Linked DNA regions of Homo sapiens: region 2 is linked to region 1. A link is an interaction called in ENCODE POLR2A ChIA-PET data of the cell type or tissue named here. Cell type or tissue: PC-3. All regions are shown on one strand. Links, peaks and the distances in the headings refer to the core of each region. The heading gives the core; the rest is flanking DNA.

Region 1 (7,048 bases), core at 3,564-6,063:
GCCCTCCCGGCCACCCTCCCCTACTCCCAGCCTCCCCTTCCCGTCTTGCCCAGCAGAGGGCGTCTGAGTTTAATATTCTCAATAAAGAGCATGTACACAATCACTTGGGATTTTTTTTTTCTTTCTTCCAGTGATACTTTTTCTTTGTGAGCAGCAACTGAGGTGCCAGATAATATAGGTCACCTGAAGGACAAGCCGTCAGAATTGGAGATCAGAGCCGCTCAGGCCGGCCGCCAGCTCGTTAGGGAACCGCACACTCAGCTCCCACCCAGCTCGGGACGCCCAGCGGGAGCTTCCCTTGCAAACACCAGCAGACACCATTTTGCAGAACTCTTAAGAAACGCGGGTTAAATGTGTTAGGTACAACGCATGCAGCCAAGACGGGCATGGAGAGCGAGAGGGCTGGCCCGGGGGGGAAGCAAACCTCCTGATGATGGGATTGCTCTTGCTGGGGGCTTTGTAAACAGCCTTGCATCTCACACCTCTGCCAGGCAACAAAATGGTGGTGGCTAGAAAAAATAAATAAATAAATAAACAACGCGGGGGTGGGGGGAAGGTGGCACCAGGTAGGTACCAGAGATGGACTTTTCTACAATTTTCTTGGGCTGTCCGTTACCAACAGTTATTCTCTCTCTTTTTCTTTCTTCCTTTCCTTCTCTGTCTCTCTCTTTCTCCACCCCCCTCCCTCTCTCTCTCTCTTCCCCCTCCCTCCCTCTCTCTTATTCTCCTTGTTACATTCTCTGCAGTAATCTTCCCCCTCCTACTGAAGGGGGCGGAAGACCCAGCTGATTTGACTCCAGCTCCCCCTCCTCAGCCTTGCAAATTCCTTATTGAGCATAATTTCTGATTTGTTTCTATGTATCTTAAGGGGTGAGGTGCTGAGGCAAGTTAAGAGTTCGGGTTATCTTGTTTGCCTGTTTTGGTGCACTGAACATATTTACGAAATGAAAAAGCTCCTTTCTAAATGGGTGTTAACTGCTCTAAGATTCCCAGGAAACGTGTTGAAGGGACATCTAAATGGAAATTGTGCAGTATTACTCCATTGCACCTTTTAGGAAGAAAACAATTGTGGCTACTCTGTTGGGCTCTGGTGGCAGTGTAGTAGTGAGTGATTTGTGTGACTGCGGCACATTCATTTTCCTTTTCTATTATAATCTCACCTTCCTTAAGGAATAAATGAGACCATACAGTAAAGGGCTAAGCAAAGTTGCATGACACAGCTTCGGTAGCAGCTGTTACTGTTTTATTATGTCTTTGCTTCAAGCTCTCTCCCTGGGCCTGGAGCTTAGCTTCTGCACACAAATGCTTGATGGAGAGAGCTCTGTGTTATCTGAATCCAGAAATTCTACAGCAGAGGTTTGGCTCCACCTCACCATTGATTTCCTTTCGGTGATTTTGTAAGTCATCACTTTGTAATGCAATTTCTCTCTGTATGAAACAAACGAGTATTTTTTTTTACCACCCCTTCTGAGACTGTTGATAAAACACACTCGACAAACGTTTTACAGCACCCTTGTGAGGCACTAAGGAATGGGGAGAAATCTACACCTAACCACCACCACCACCAGGCATCCCAGTGTGCTCAGGGCAGCGCCAGTTTTTGCAGAAGTATTAATAGCCCCTCCTTTCACTCCCCCAAGCGTCTTCGATGGGATGGTTAGTTATAAGGTCACGCTACAGAAAACATAACACCAGGCCTGGAGAAGTTCAGAGTCAGGGTGAGAGAAAAGACTGGGAGGAGGAGGTGGGCACTGGAGACCAGATAACCAGAGAGATAACAGATAGATACATAGATAGACAGGTCATAGAGATACATAGATAAGATAGATGATAGATAAGACACATAGATGATTGATAGATGATAGATAGATAGATAGATAGATAGATAGATAGATAGATAGATAGATGATAGATACATACAATATATATAGATGAGTAGATAAAGATAGATAGGTACAGCCAGGCATGGTGGCTCATGCCTGTAATCCCAGCACTTTGGGGGGCCGAGGCAGGAGGATCACTTGAGTCCAGAGTTCAAGACCAGCCTGGGCAACATAACGGGACCCCGTCTCTATTAAATAAATTTTTAAAAAGATAGATAGGTAATAGATACATAGATGACAGACACATAGGTACATAATACATACATAGATGATAGATAGATGGAAAATAGGTAGAGGATGGATAGATAGATGGTAGATAGATACATACATACATATAAATGGGTAGATATAGATAAGTAATAGAAACATAAACAGGTAATAGACACATAGATACATAATACATATATATATATACATACATCAATAGAGAATAGATGGATAGGAAGATGGATGGATGGATGGATAGATAAATAGATACCTGGAGATTAAGAGAAGGAGAAATGAAGCTAAATGAAGCTTCATTTAGCTGAGAAACTGAATGACCGTGGGCAAATGTGTCATCTCTCTGAGTCACTGCTGCTTCATGGGGAAAGCAGGGACCATTGAGTCAGGCCTGCTTCCAGGGTGTGTAGCTGATGAAATGACAGGCACCTGAGCACCTGGCACAGGACCTCTCAACATGCAACTACGGCATAGCAAAGAAGGGATTTGACTCCTCAAGAACCAAAGAGGAAACCTCAAAAGAAAACCATCATAATACATAGAGTTATGTGTCATTTCCAAAAATATAATTATATCTTATGCTTTATTTTATATATATGTATATATACATGTATCTGTATATGTGTATATATATACATGTATACGTACATATATACGTGTATATATACGTATACATATATACACATGGATATATATACACACACATGGATATATATACATATATGTATATATACATATATACGTATATACATGTATACATATATACGTATATATATGAATATGTGTGTGTGTGTGTGTGTGTGTGTGTGTATATATATTTTTTTTTTTTTTTGAGACAGAGTCTCGCTCTGTCGCCCAGGCTGGTGTGCAGTGGCGCGATCTCAGCTCACTGCAAGCTCTGTCTCCCAGGTTCATGCCATCCTCCTGCCTCAGCCTCTCAAGTAGCTGGGACTACAGGCGCCCACCACCACGACTGGCTAATTTTTGTATTTTTAGTAGAGACGGGGTTTCACCATGTTAGCCAGGATGGTCTTGATCTCCTGACCTTGTGATCCGCCCGCCTCGGCCTCCCAAAGTGCTGGGATTACGGGCATGAGCCACTGCGCCCGGCCGCGTTATTATCTTTTTCCTTTGAACTTCACTTGGGGCTGTGGAGAGGACCCCGTCATCATCAAGGTACACGAAGACCTCTCAGATGGCCTTGCAAACTGTAAGGGCTCGACCTGTCTTTCATTCTTAGATTCCATTCCATGCCAGGAACTAACTACACAGCAGGCCAGGAGGGCAAGGGCTGGGGCAGAAGACAAGCACCATTCGACGGGGGCAAGGATGATGGAGTGACGGCTCCTACCTCAGCTGGGGACAGGAGATAAGAGACAGAGAGCACAGAAAGCAGTCTTGCACATAAGATCCCCAAACCTCCCTCTCACATGTAGATACAAACAGCAGAGAGGATCCAGCACTGGCCAAAGGAGAGACAGCTCTCATTTTATAAACATCCATATCTCCTGCTCCACCAACTTCCTAAATGCCTTCTTAAATTTTTGTGCAGGCTCCTAAGAAATAATATCAGCCAGCACCTGCTGCAAAGGGGCATCCCAGGATGTGTGACTGAATCCTGTGGCAACACTGCGAGGTTGGCATCATTACCCCCACACCCTCCCCAACCGAGGAAAGAGCTGGAACCTGGGGAGATGAATGACTTGATGTCCCACAGCCAACTGGCCTGCAGGCCCAGGGTGAGAGCTCTCCTTCTGAAAGGCTTTCCTGCCACCTGGAGCTGAGATTTGCCTTGCCTGCTTCTTAAAGCAATAGCTCCTCTTACCACTCCTTCAAAATACCTCTCAAATCCAACCGCTTGTCATCACAGCCCTGCTCTTACCCTAATCTAAGCTACTCACACCTCTTGGTCAAAGACTACTATAGCCTCCTCTCTGGTCTCTCTGCTTTCTGGTCATCAGCTCATTCCAGTGCCTGGTTTTGTCCCTGGAAGTCCCATGTCCCAGGAAACCCCTCCATCTCTGGTAAATCCAGATGACTGGTCACATTCTCTGCTGCCCACTTGCCCTCATCCCTGCAATCTGTTCTCCGAGAAGCATCAGTGTCATTTTTAAAATGTAAAGCGCATTGTCTCATGCTGCTTGGGACTCCCCATGATCCTTCCAACAAAACCTGGATTCTTTAACAGGGTCACAATGATCTTGCTGATATGGACCCTGGTCAAAGCTGAAGCAAGGATGGCTAGCCCAGGGCAGGGATGTGTGCTGGAGTTGAAGGCCCTCCCTACAAAGGCCACCTGCAAGGGCCACTACCACTTCGGAATTTGTGAAGGCCTGCATCGCTCCAGTGCCCCCAGACTTGTACCCGCTGACATATCTCTATCTTTCTGGGATCCTCACTCACGCCCTGGCCTGATGGCCTCTGTCACTCCTCTCCGTCCTTGTTTTCTTCACCCCAGCCACAATAGCTTCTGGCCAAGCATGTTCCCACCTTGTGGCTTTTCCCTCTGATACGATTTGGCTGTGTCCCCACCAAATCTCAACTTGAATTGTATCTTCCAGAATTCCCATGTGTTGTGGGGGGACCCAGGGGGAGGTAATTGAATCATGAGAGCCGGTCTTTCCCTTGCTATTCTTGTGATAGTGAATAAGTCTCATGAGATCTGATACTTTTATCAGGGGTCTCTGCTTTTGCTTCCTCGTCATTTTTCTCTTGCCGCCACCATGTAGGAAGTGCCTTTTGCCCCCTGCCATGATTCTGAGGCCTCCCCAGCCACGTGGAACTGTAAGTCCAATTAAACCTTTTTTGCTTCCCAGTCTCGGGTATGTTTTTATCAGCAGCGTGAAAACGGACTAATATACCCTCCTTTCTGGTGGCTCACTCCCCACCCCTTACAAGGCTGTGCCCTCCCATCCCCCACGCATCCATTACTCTCCCTGTTTTATTTTTCTCCCCGGCACTTACCTCTACTTGGCAGATATACCTTTTCCATAATTATTTGGCATCTCTCTCCCTCACTAGCTCCACAGACATGTGACTATTCTCGGTCCATGTCCCAGCATGGTCCCAGGGCGGAGGACAGTTCCTGACACATCGGTGCTCCGTGAATACTTGTTAATGGATGCTAGGCGGATCTCAGGGTCCTGTGCCGCTCTTTGATTCCTTCACTCTGCCTGACTCTCTTCCACCTATTATCTTTCTTATTTTCATTTTTTTCCACTTCTTCTTATTCTCCACTTGGCAATTGCCACCTCCATCTTCCTCATAAAGCCACCAAAAGAGGAAACAAAAAGAAAGAAAATTCAACATGCAGAAATACACTTGTCTTTCCCAATCTTGAAATTGGAGGTTTGAGTGCCAAGGCAGGGCTTTCGATGGTTCATCTCAGTGAAGGTGTGGGAAGCCCGCTGCAGGCGGTGCTCCTGGAAGCCCTGTGGCAGAGGGTCTTCACAGTGTGCTCATGGCCACACACCTAGGAAGTGGCAGGCACCACTGCAGCCACGCTGCAATCCACACGGTTCCAACCCAAGCACCTCATGATTTCACCCCATGCTCCATGGCCCTAGTCAGTTAGGTCTGGGTGGGGATTTTAAACCTTCTTTGCTTAGACTATGTTAGACTCCAGACTTATTTTTAAAAGCAAAAAGAGGCCGGGCATGGTGGCGCACGCCTGTAACCCCAGCACTTTGGGAGGCCAAGGTGGGTGGATCACTTGAGGTGAGGAGTTCAAGACAGGCCTGGCCAACATGGTGAAACCCCATCTCTACCAAAACATCAAAAATTAGCCAGGCATGGTGGCGGGCGCCTGTAATACCAGCTGCTCAGGAGGCTGAGGCAGGAGAATTGCTTGAACCCAGGAGGTGGAGGTTGCAGTGAGCTGAGATCGTACCACTGCACTCCAGCCTGGGTGACAAGAGCGAGACTCCGTCTCAAAAAAAAAAAAAAGAAAGAAAAGAAAAGAAGAAAGAAGAGAGGCAGGGCATAGTGGCTCACGCCTGTAATCCCAGCACTTTGGGAGGCCAAGCTGGGCAGATAACTTGAGGTCAGGAGTTCGAGACCATCCTGGTCAACATGGCAAAACCCTGCATCTACTAAAAATACAAAAATCAGCTGGGCATGGTGGCAGCCACCTGAGTAACCTGTAATCCCAACTACTCAGGTGGCTGAGGCAGGAGGATCACTTGAACCTAGGAGGCGGAGGTTGCAGTGAGCCAAGATCACACCACTGCATTCCAGCCTGGGCGACGGAGCAAGACTCCATCTCAAAAAAAAAAGAAAGAAAGAAAAGGAAAGAAGAGAAAAAAAGTGTTATCACCCTTAAGAAGCAGCTAGATCAAGTACCTTTATCAGTGATTCTCATATTTAAGTATACACAGGAATCATCTGAAGCTGTTAACTCCCTAAGCCTCAGTGTCTATAAAGCATCTATAAAACAAGGATACTAACAATAACTACTTCCTGGACTTCTGTAAAATTTTTAAAAGTTTTAAATGTGTTTTAACCAGGAGCCTTTCAGTTGCAATAGCAGAAACCTCAACTCAAACTGACTTAAGCAAAATAGGAATTTATTGACTCATATAACTTAATGATCCAGGAGTTGATAGCTTCAGGCGTGGCTAAATCCAGGGGGCTCAAACCGTATCCACCCTGTTCTTTTTTTTCTTTCTTTCTGCTTTCTTCTATGTTGGTTTCATTCTTGGCTTGGCCCCTCTCTGTAGTAAACTCTGATTACTTCATGGTTCCCTTTTCTCCATGTTAAGTCCAAGAGAAGATAAAAACATCTGTTGGCCAATAATTTATTTTTTTCTTTCTTTCTTTCTTTCTTTCTTTTTTTTTCTCTTGCTCAGGCTGGAGTGCAGTGGCATGATCACGGCTTACTGCAACCTAGACCTCCTGAGCTCCAACAATCCTCAGCCAACCAAGTAGCTGGAACTACAGGTGCA
Region 2 (8,123 bases), core at 2,801-5,300, 140 kb after region 1:
ATAGGCATGAGCCACTGCACCTGGCCAACACCTTTTAAAATACATAAAGATTCACTCATTCTCTTTTTTTTTTCGTTTTTTTGTTTGTTTGTTTGTTTGGTTGTTTTTTCAGACAGAGTCTCACTCTGTCACCCAGTCTGAAGGGCAGTGGTACAATCTCAGCTCACTGCAGCCTCCGCCTCCCAAGTTCAAGTGATTCTCATGCCTCAGCCTCCCGGGTAGCTGGGATTACAGGCGTGTGACACCATGCCTGGCTAATTTTTGTAGTTTGGGTAGAGAAGGGGTTTTACCATGTTAGCCAGGCTGGTCTCAAACTCCTGATCTCGCACCCGCCGTGGCCTCCCAGAGTGCTGGGATAACAGGCGTGAGCCACCGCGCCCAGCCCAATCATTTTCTATTTAATACTTCCCTGAACAGTAGTGATTCCCTGTGAGGCTGTTTTGCTACCTTTTCCAAAAACTCCCCAAAATAAATTAATAAATTTATAACAATCCAACACATGCACACGCACACACACACCTGTGCTCTGAGTCCTGGCATATGTTTTCAGGCACCAAGAGCTTCCTAGCAGCCATGCATTTGTGTCCTGTAGCAGAAGTTTGTTCCCAAAGTGCTGGAAGTATCAGTTTGTGATTTGCCAGGATGAAAAAGGCAGTACGGAGGTGTCTTACTGGATGTTAGGATGCAAGCATTCAAGGATATGGTCCAGGAATCAGAGAGTAAAGATTAATTCAGGCTTAATGGAGGAGGTTGTAACCAATCCTGCAACCAGAAAAGAAGTCACACACAATTGTGAAGAGTAAGTGAAAGATACCAGGACCAGGCTGAGCGCTGAGGCTCACGCCTGTCATCCCAGGACTTTGGGAGGCTGAGGCGGGCAGATCACCTGAGGTCAGGAGTTAGAGACCAGCCTGGCCAACATGGCAAAACCCCGTCTCTACTAAAAATACAAAAAAATTAGCCGGGCGTGGTGGCAGTCGCCTGCAGTCCCAGCTACTCGGGAGGCTAAGGCAGGAGAATCACTTGAAGCCTGGAGGCGGAGGCTGCAGTGTGCTGAGATCACGCCATTGCACACTCCAGCCTGGGCAACAGAGCAGGACTCCGTATCAAAAAAAAAAAAAAAAAAAGATATGAGGACCAAAGCCCCATTATGAACTCGAGCAACTTGAAAAGAACAAAACAGGCATTTAATGCTGGTCCAGAGAAGACTACTGTTTCTAGAGACACTAATTTTCTTGTTAATGGGAAATGCAAACATTTGCAATTCACTGTGCACTTTGCAGGAAGACTATAATAGGCCAGCTTGTATGAATTTAACCTATATGTTTCAGTGTCAACAGTTTCCAGGCAAGCTGTGCGGGGATGGTTTAAAATTTTAAAATAGAGAAAATATAAACAGTAACAATTGAATGTTTTTAAAGACACAAGAAGGAAGCATAGGTCATAATAACAGAAGCCCTGGGCATCTTTTAGCATGATTTTTTGTATTTTTAATGCTAAAAAAGATTTATTTGTTGCCGAATAGCTTTAACAGAAGTGCTATGGCAGAGTGGTTAAGAAAACAGGAGCTAAAATTAGACAGATATTGCCGAGCACAGTAGCTCACACCTGTAATTCCAGCACTTTGGGAGGCTGAGGCGGGTGGATCACCTGAGGTCAGGAGTTCGAGACCAGCCTGGCCAACATGGTGAAATCCTGTCTCTATTAAAAATTCCAAAAATTACCCAGACGTGGTGGTGCGTGCCTGTAATCCCAGTTACTCAGGAGGCTGAGGCAGAAGAATCACTTCAACCCAGGAGGCAGAGGTTGCAGTGAGCCGAGATTGTGCCACTGCACTCCAGCCTGGGCAACAGAGCGAGACTCCGTCTCTTAAAAAAAAAAGACCTTAAATTCTAGATCAGTGCAATTTTGCCCCCTTGCCCCAGAAGACATTTGGTAATATCTGGAGACATTTTTTATTGTCCAGCTGGCGGGGGGCAAGGAGAAGCTGCTGGTGGCATCCAGTGAGTGAAGGCCGGGGACACACTACATACAGACCCTGTCAGGCACAGAACGGCCCCTGGAACAAAAAGTTACCTGGTCCCAACTGTCAATAGTGTTGAGAGTGACAGCTCCTATTCTACCCTGTTCTAGAAGGGGAGGGGAAAAACAATGCTAGAATTAAATAGAAAAGACAATTCCAGATACTGCTCAGTGCTGCGAAGCCACTGAAGCAGGGCAGGGGACATCAGGGAAGGCTCCTGGAGGAAGTGACATTTTTGCTGAACAGGAACAGTTAGAAAAGAGCCAGGCAGGCCAGGCGCGGTGGCTCATACCTGTAATCCCAACACTTTGGGAGGTCGAGGCAGGTAGATCACGAGGTCAGGAGATTAACACCATCCTGGCCAACATGGTGAAACCCCATCTCTACTAAAAATACAAAAATTAGATGGGTGTGGTGGTGCGAACCTGTAGTCCCAGCTACTCGGGAGGTTGAGGCATGAGAATCACTTGAACCCAGGAGACAGAGGTTGCAGTGAGCTGAGATCCCGCCACTGCACTCCAGCCTGGCAACAGAGCAAGATTCTGTCTCAAAAAAAAAAAAAAAAAAAAAAAAAAAAGAGCCAGGCAAAGCTCTGGGGGCAGAACTGTAGAGGCCCAGGGAAAAGCAAGGGCAAAAAACCCTGAGGCCAGACCAAGTTGCAGTGAACAGAGGCAGATGCACGTGCGCTACCATGCCCAGCTAATTTTTGTATTTTTAGTAGAGATGGGGTTTTACCATGTTAAGAAAATAAAATATCCAGTTCTCCCCAGTCATTCCCAGGGTGATTAAGGTGGGGAAGGGTCAGAGTGAGCTGGCAATTTTGATGTTTGAAAGTTCTGGCTGGGCACAGTGGCTCAAACCTGTAAACCCAGCACTTTGGGAGGCCAAGGCGGGCAGACCACTTGAGCCGAAGAGTTTGAGACCAGCCTGACCAACATGGTGAAACCTCATCTCTATTTTAAAAAATACAGCCGGACACGATGGCTCACACCTGTAATCCCATCACTTTGAGAGGCCCAGGCGGGTGGATCACTTGAGGTCAGGAGTTTGAGACCAGACTGGCCAACATGGTGAAACCTTGTCTCTATTAAAAACAGAAAAATTAGCCGGGCATGGTGGTGCACGCCTGTAATCCCGGCTACTTGGGAGGCTGAGGCAGGAGAATTGCTTGAACCTGGGGGATGGAAGTTGCAGCAAGCCGAGATTGCACCACTGCACTTCAGCCTGAGCAACAGAGAAAGACTCTGTCTCAAAAGAATATGTGTGTGTGTGTGTGTATATATATATATATGTGTGTGTGTATATATGTGTGTGTGTATATATATATGTGTGTATATATATGTGTGTGTGTATATATATGTATATATGTGTGTGTGTGTGTGTGTGTGTGTGTGTGTGTGTGTGTATCTCTCTAGAATCCTGGTTTGGTGGCACACATCTGTAGTCCCAACTACTCAGGAGGTTGAGGTGGGAGGATGGCTTGAGACTGGGAGGTTGAGGCTGCAGTGAGCCGAGACTGCAGCACTGCACTCTAGCGTGGGCAGCAGAGTGAGACCCTGTCTCAAAAGAAAGTTCTGGATGAAGAAAACCAAGATTTAACAAGGGCAAAAGAGCAATAAAAATGATTCCAATTTTTGGAAGCTTACAAGAACCATCGTTGTACCAAAATTATCCTATATGAGATATTAGAAAACCAAAAAACTAGTTCAAATAAGAAAAAAATTCTGTAAAATATAGAAATCTACTTAGGAGTCTGATGCGGGCATATGCAGTTGATTGTCAGCCCTGTCTACCACGGAGGAGCCACATTAAACAAGGCATTAACTGTAGTCCACGTCAAGCTACTTCCAAGTGGCTGTTTAAAGATTTTTAAACATAGGGGATATTGTTTATGAAATGTAATCTGATCACCCAAGCAAAAATGACACAAATTCCACAGCAACTGCAGAGATTAAAGAAGTGTTTTAAGGACAAACTCCACATGAATCCCTTATCTAGCACCCGTCTTGTAAATTTACTCACCAAATAAGAGCTTTCAGGAGAGACGCTAAGGGATAAAGACAATTCACTCTTCAGAGAAAGACTTTCAGTGGACTTTGAAATTCCACTTTCAAATTGAGGCATAAACACCACTAAACCTGTGGGATTAAAAGACATAGTAAGGCATTATTATGTTTTTTACAGAGCCTAAAAATAATATTAATGTAATAATAACAGCAGCTGTATAATGAAAAGAGGCTCCGATAAAATTACAAAAAAATACAAATTTAAAAAAAAATAATAACAGCAGCGGACATTTCCTGAGCTAAGTGTTTTCTACTTATTAACTCTAATTGTCAAAGGGATTTATCATCTTCCTTTTGTAGATGAGGGCAATGGGGTCTCCCAGGGGGGTGTGTGGCTTGCCCCAAAATGCACAGCTATTGAACAATGTCCAGGCTCTGACAGGGGCAGGTCAGTGCTAAGTCAGTCTCCAAACTATGTTCCTTGTCGCATCTTGAGTAAGTTAATTCAGTGCCTCCCGGCATGGGGGAGAGAACAATGTAGAGATCACTTTCAGAGACTAATAATAACAACTAGCCTTAATTGAGCACCTGCTGTGTGCTCCATTCCAAGGCTAAGTGCTTTCACTCAGATCATCTCATCTGATTTTCATGATAAGCCTAGGAGTAGGTACTTCTATTATTTTCACTCGACAGCTGAGGGACCTAGGGCTCAGGTAGGTTCAGTAACTTAGCTAAGGTTACACATCCACGAAGGGCCAAAACCAGATATGAAACCCTGTAGTCAGATCTACCTGTCTACATGTTTAGCCAATACACTACAGTGAGGCAAATGGAAAAGAAATCACAAGTAGACGGGGTAGGTTAGAAGTTTGGATGCAACTCAGACATAGTCTCATTGCATCCCATGTATATTTCTCTTCACAGCAAATTGAAAATGGTGATTAACTGCAACCAAATTAAAATTTATATAATGAGTTGAACTCTTTCAGGAGTTTTCTCTGTTTTTCTGTTGATACCTCTCTATATTTTAAGGCAATGTCACTTTGCTTTGCTTACAAATATATTGAATATGTCAAGATTACTATTTTGTTATTACCTTTGTGAATTTCCTTGTCTATTTTGCTGGCTTGTTCTTCCAGATGAAATTTATTATTTGATTAATGTTGCCAAAAATGGTAAGAAAAATATCAATTATAGTAATAAAATGTTTTGTGGGGAAAGCATGGTAATTAAATGATTAGTTGTGAAAGTATTTCTTTGGTGTGTGCTTCCATTTGATTAGATTGTAAGACTTTTATCTGCCTTGGTGTCTCATTCCCGGTGTCTGTCACAGAGTTTGCACATAGCCAATGCTCCACTGGTATCTTTTAACAGGTTTGGGGGACTTGGGGCTTGTTTTGGTTTTGGTTTTGGTTTTGGTTTGAGTAAATGAAGCAATCATTGGAAAGGTGTAGGGGAAGTGCAAAGAGCCATAGGACCAGGGAATCCGAAATCATGGTTCCAAACTAGAAAGCAAGCACTTTCACTTTTTTCTTTCAAAATTTCTTTCTTCCAGAAACTTAATCCTAGCACAATTTTGATCACTAGGCCAAAATCATTCTACATGTCTGTCTTAGTCCCTTTGGGCTACCGTAACAAAATACCATAGACTGGGTAGCTTAGAGCAACAGACATTGATTTCTCCCAGTTCTAGAAGCTGGAAGTCAGAGAACAGAATGTCAGCATCTGGTATCCTGATCTCTGACTCCCACTGACCTCTGGGTACTACCATCAGGCTCTGGTGACAGCCGGCTTCCAGGCTGCAGACTGCCAACGTGGCAGAAAGGGAAAGTTCCCTGGGATTGCCTTTATAAGGGCACTAATCCCACGCATGAGGGCTCCACTCTCATGACCTCACCACCTCCCAAAGATCCCCACCTTCAAATACCAACACATTAGGGATTAAGATTTCAACAGATGAATTTGGAGGGAAAACAAACATTCAGTCCATCGCTATGTCCGCCATCAAAGAAAGAAACTCGGAAACACTCAAATGGTTACTTCCCACACACTCAGCTTCCAACCTTCAGCACCATTGGGTTTATTTTATTTTATTTATTTATTTATTCATTTATTTTTTTGAGATGGAGTCTCACACTCTCGCCTGGGCTGGAGTGCAATGGCGCAATCTCGGCTGACTGCAACCTCCACCTCCCGGGTTCAAGCAACTCTCCTGCCTCAGCCTCCTGAGTAGCTGGGATTACAGGTGCCCACCACCACGCCCGGCTAATTTGTTGTATTTTTAGTAGAGACGAGGTTTCACTATGTTGGCCAGGCTGGTCTCGAACTCCTGACCTCGTGATCTGCCCGCCTCAGCCTCCCAAAGTGCTGGGATTACAGGCATGAGCCACCTCGCCCAGCATCATTGGGTTTACTTAGGATAAAAATATAATTGTTAACTTCTCAAGGAGTTACACCTTGGGGGGTGCCGTTCCATTTATTAGTACCTTGGATGTTAATCTTGTTGGTTGGCACGAGGGGGGATCTTATGGTGCATCGGGGTCACACTTAGATTCTTACCGACCTAGCTTCCCTCTCTGCTCCTTGTGTCACTCAAGCATCTTAAGTCAGACTAAAAGTGACCGTGTAGAATAACAAAAGGCTACAGATTTGAAGAGCACAGTCTGCAGTAATCTTACTTGGCCATGGTAGATGATACGGCCCGCTGGTTAAGTCTTGGAGGCAGACTTAAGACAAGAAGCTCAAGGCTGAGTAACTGGGAAGTTCATGCCTCCTCCATCCACCATGCTGGAGAAATAAATGTAGACAGAAGCAAATCCAAATGAACGTCCTTCTCTTGGTAGGACTGCAGTCTTCGATTTTCAAGTCTAATACGCCCAGCTTCAAAATCTGGGTCTGCCACGGGACAAACTTCGGCAGCTTCCTTTACTTCTCTAAGCCTTGTGTGTATGGGAATAACATAATAGGGCCTCTTTCAGAATTCTGGAGTCAACCGGGCATGGTGGCTCACACCTGTAATCCCAGCACTTTGGGAGGCCAAGACGGGCAGATCACTTGAGATCAGAGTTCGAGACCAGCCTGGCCAACATGGTGAAACCTGTCTCTGCTAAAAATACAAAAATTAGCTGGGTATGGTGGTGAGAACCTGTAATCCCAGCTGCTCGGGAGGCTGATGCAGGAGAATCACTTGAGCTGGGAAGTGGAGGGTGCAGTTAGCCAAGATTGCACCACTGCACTCCAGCCTGGGCAACAGAATGAGACCCTGTCTCTCAAGAAAAAAAAAAAAAAAAGCCAGGCATGCTGGTTCATGCCTGTAATTCCAGCACTTTGGGAGGCTGAGGTGGGAGGATCATCTGAAGTCAGGAGTTTGAGACCAGCCTGGCCAACATGGTGAGACCCTGTCTCTACTAAAAAAAAAAAAAAAAAAAAAATACAAAAATTAACTGGGTGTGGTGGTGGGCGCCTGTAATCTCAGCTACTCGGGAGGCCGAGGCAAGGAATTGCTTGAACCCAGGAGGCGGAGGTTGTAGTGAGCTGACATCCCACCACTGCATTCCAGCCTGGGCGACTGAGCGAGACTCGGTCTCAAAAAAAAAAAAAAAAAGTTGGAGTCAAGTTTAAATAAGATAAAGATTATAAAGCCCTGGCCGGGTGCAGTGGCTCAAGCCTGTAATCCCAGCACTTTGGGAAGCCGAGGCAGGCAGATCACCTGAGGTCAGGAGTTTGAGACCAGCTTGGCCAACGTGGTGAAACCTCATCTCTACTAAAAATACAAAAATTAGCCAGGCATGGTGGTGGGTGCCTGTAATCCCAGCTACTTGGGAGGCTGAGGCAGGAGAATTGCTTGAACCCAGGAGGTGGAGGTTGCAGTGAACCGAGATCGTGCCATTGCACTCTAGCCTGGGTGACAAGAGCGAAAACTCTGTCTCAAAAAAAAAAAGTCCGGGCGCGGTGGCTCACGCCTGTAATCCCAGCACTTTGGGAGGCCGAGGCGGGCGGATCACGAGGTCAAGAGATTGAGACCATCCTGGCTAACACAGTGAAACCCCGTATAAAAAATTAGCTGGGCGTGGTGGAGGGCGCCTGTAGTCCCA

What was found. ChIA-PET counts read pairs that join two places held together with the same protein. Peaks named below come from ENCODE experiments on the same cell type or tissue, not always from the same donor. Only the 100,000 strongest peaks of a DNase experiment are listed, where the experiment ranks them.
Region 2: POLR2A ChIA-PET joins it to region 1 with 5 read pairs; 19 of 35 experiments call an interaction of 5 or more read pairs at or near these places.

What each region holds. Positions count from the first base shown.
Region 1 is chr20:53,908,943-53,915,990 of GRCh38, reverse strand. It overlaps BCAS1-AS1 (BCAS1 antisense RNA 1), which reads right to left and starts at 502. Exons shown (of 5, transcript NR_199019.1): 1 at 425-502. In PC-3, for the core only: no CTCF peak of the experiment used is centred there; no DNase peak of the experiment used is centred there.
Region 2 is chr20:53,765,054-53,773,176 of GRCh38, reverse strand. No RefSeq gene overlaps it. Among named protein-coding and RNA genes, the nearest start is that of BCAS1-AS1, 150 kb to the left of the region's middle. RefSeq lists enhancers at 4,440-5,036, 5,359-5,528. In PC-3, for the core only: no CTCF peak of the experiment used is centred there; no DNase peak of the experiment used is centred there; H3K27ac peaks cover 752 bases.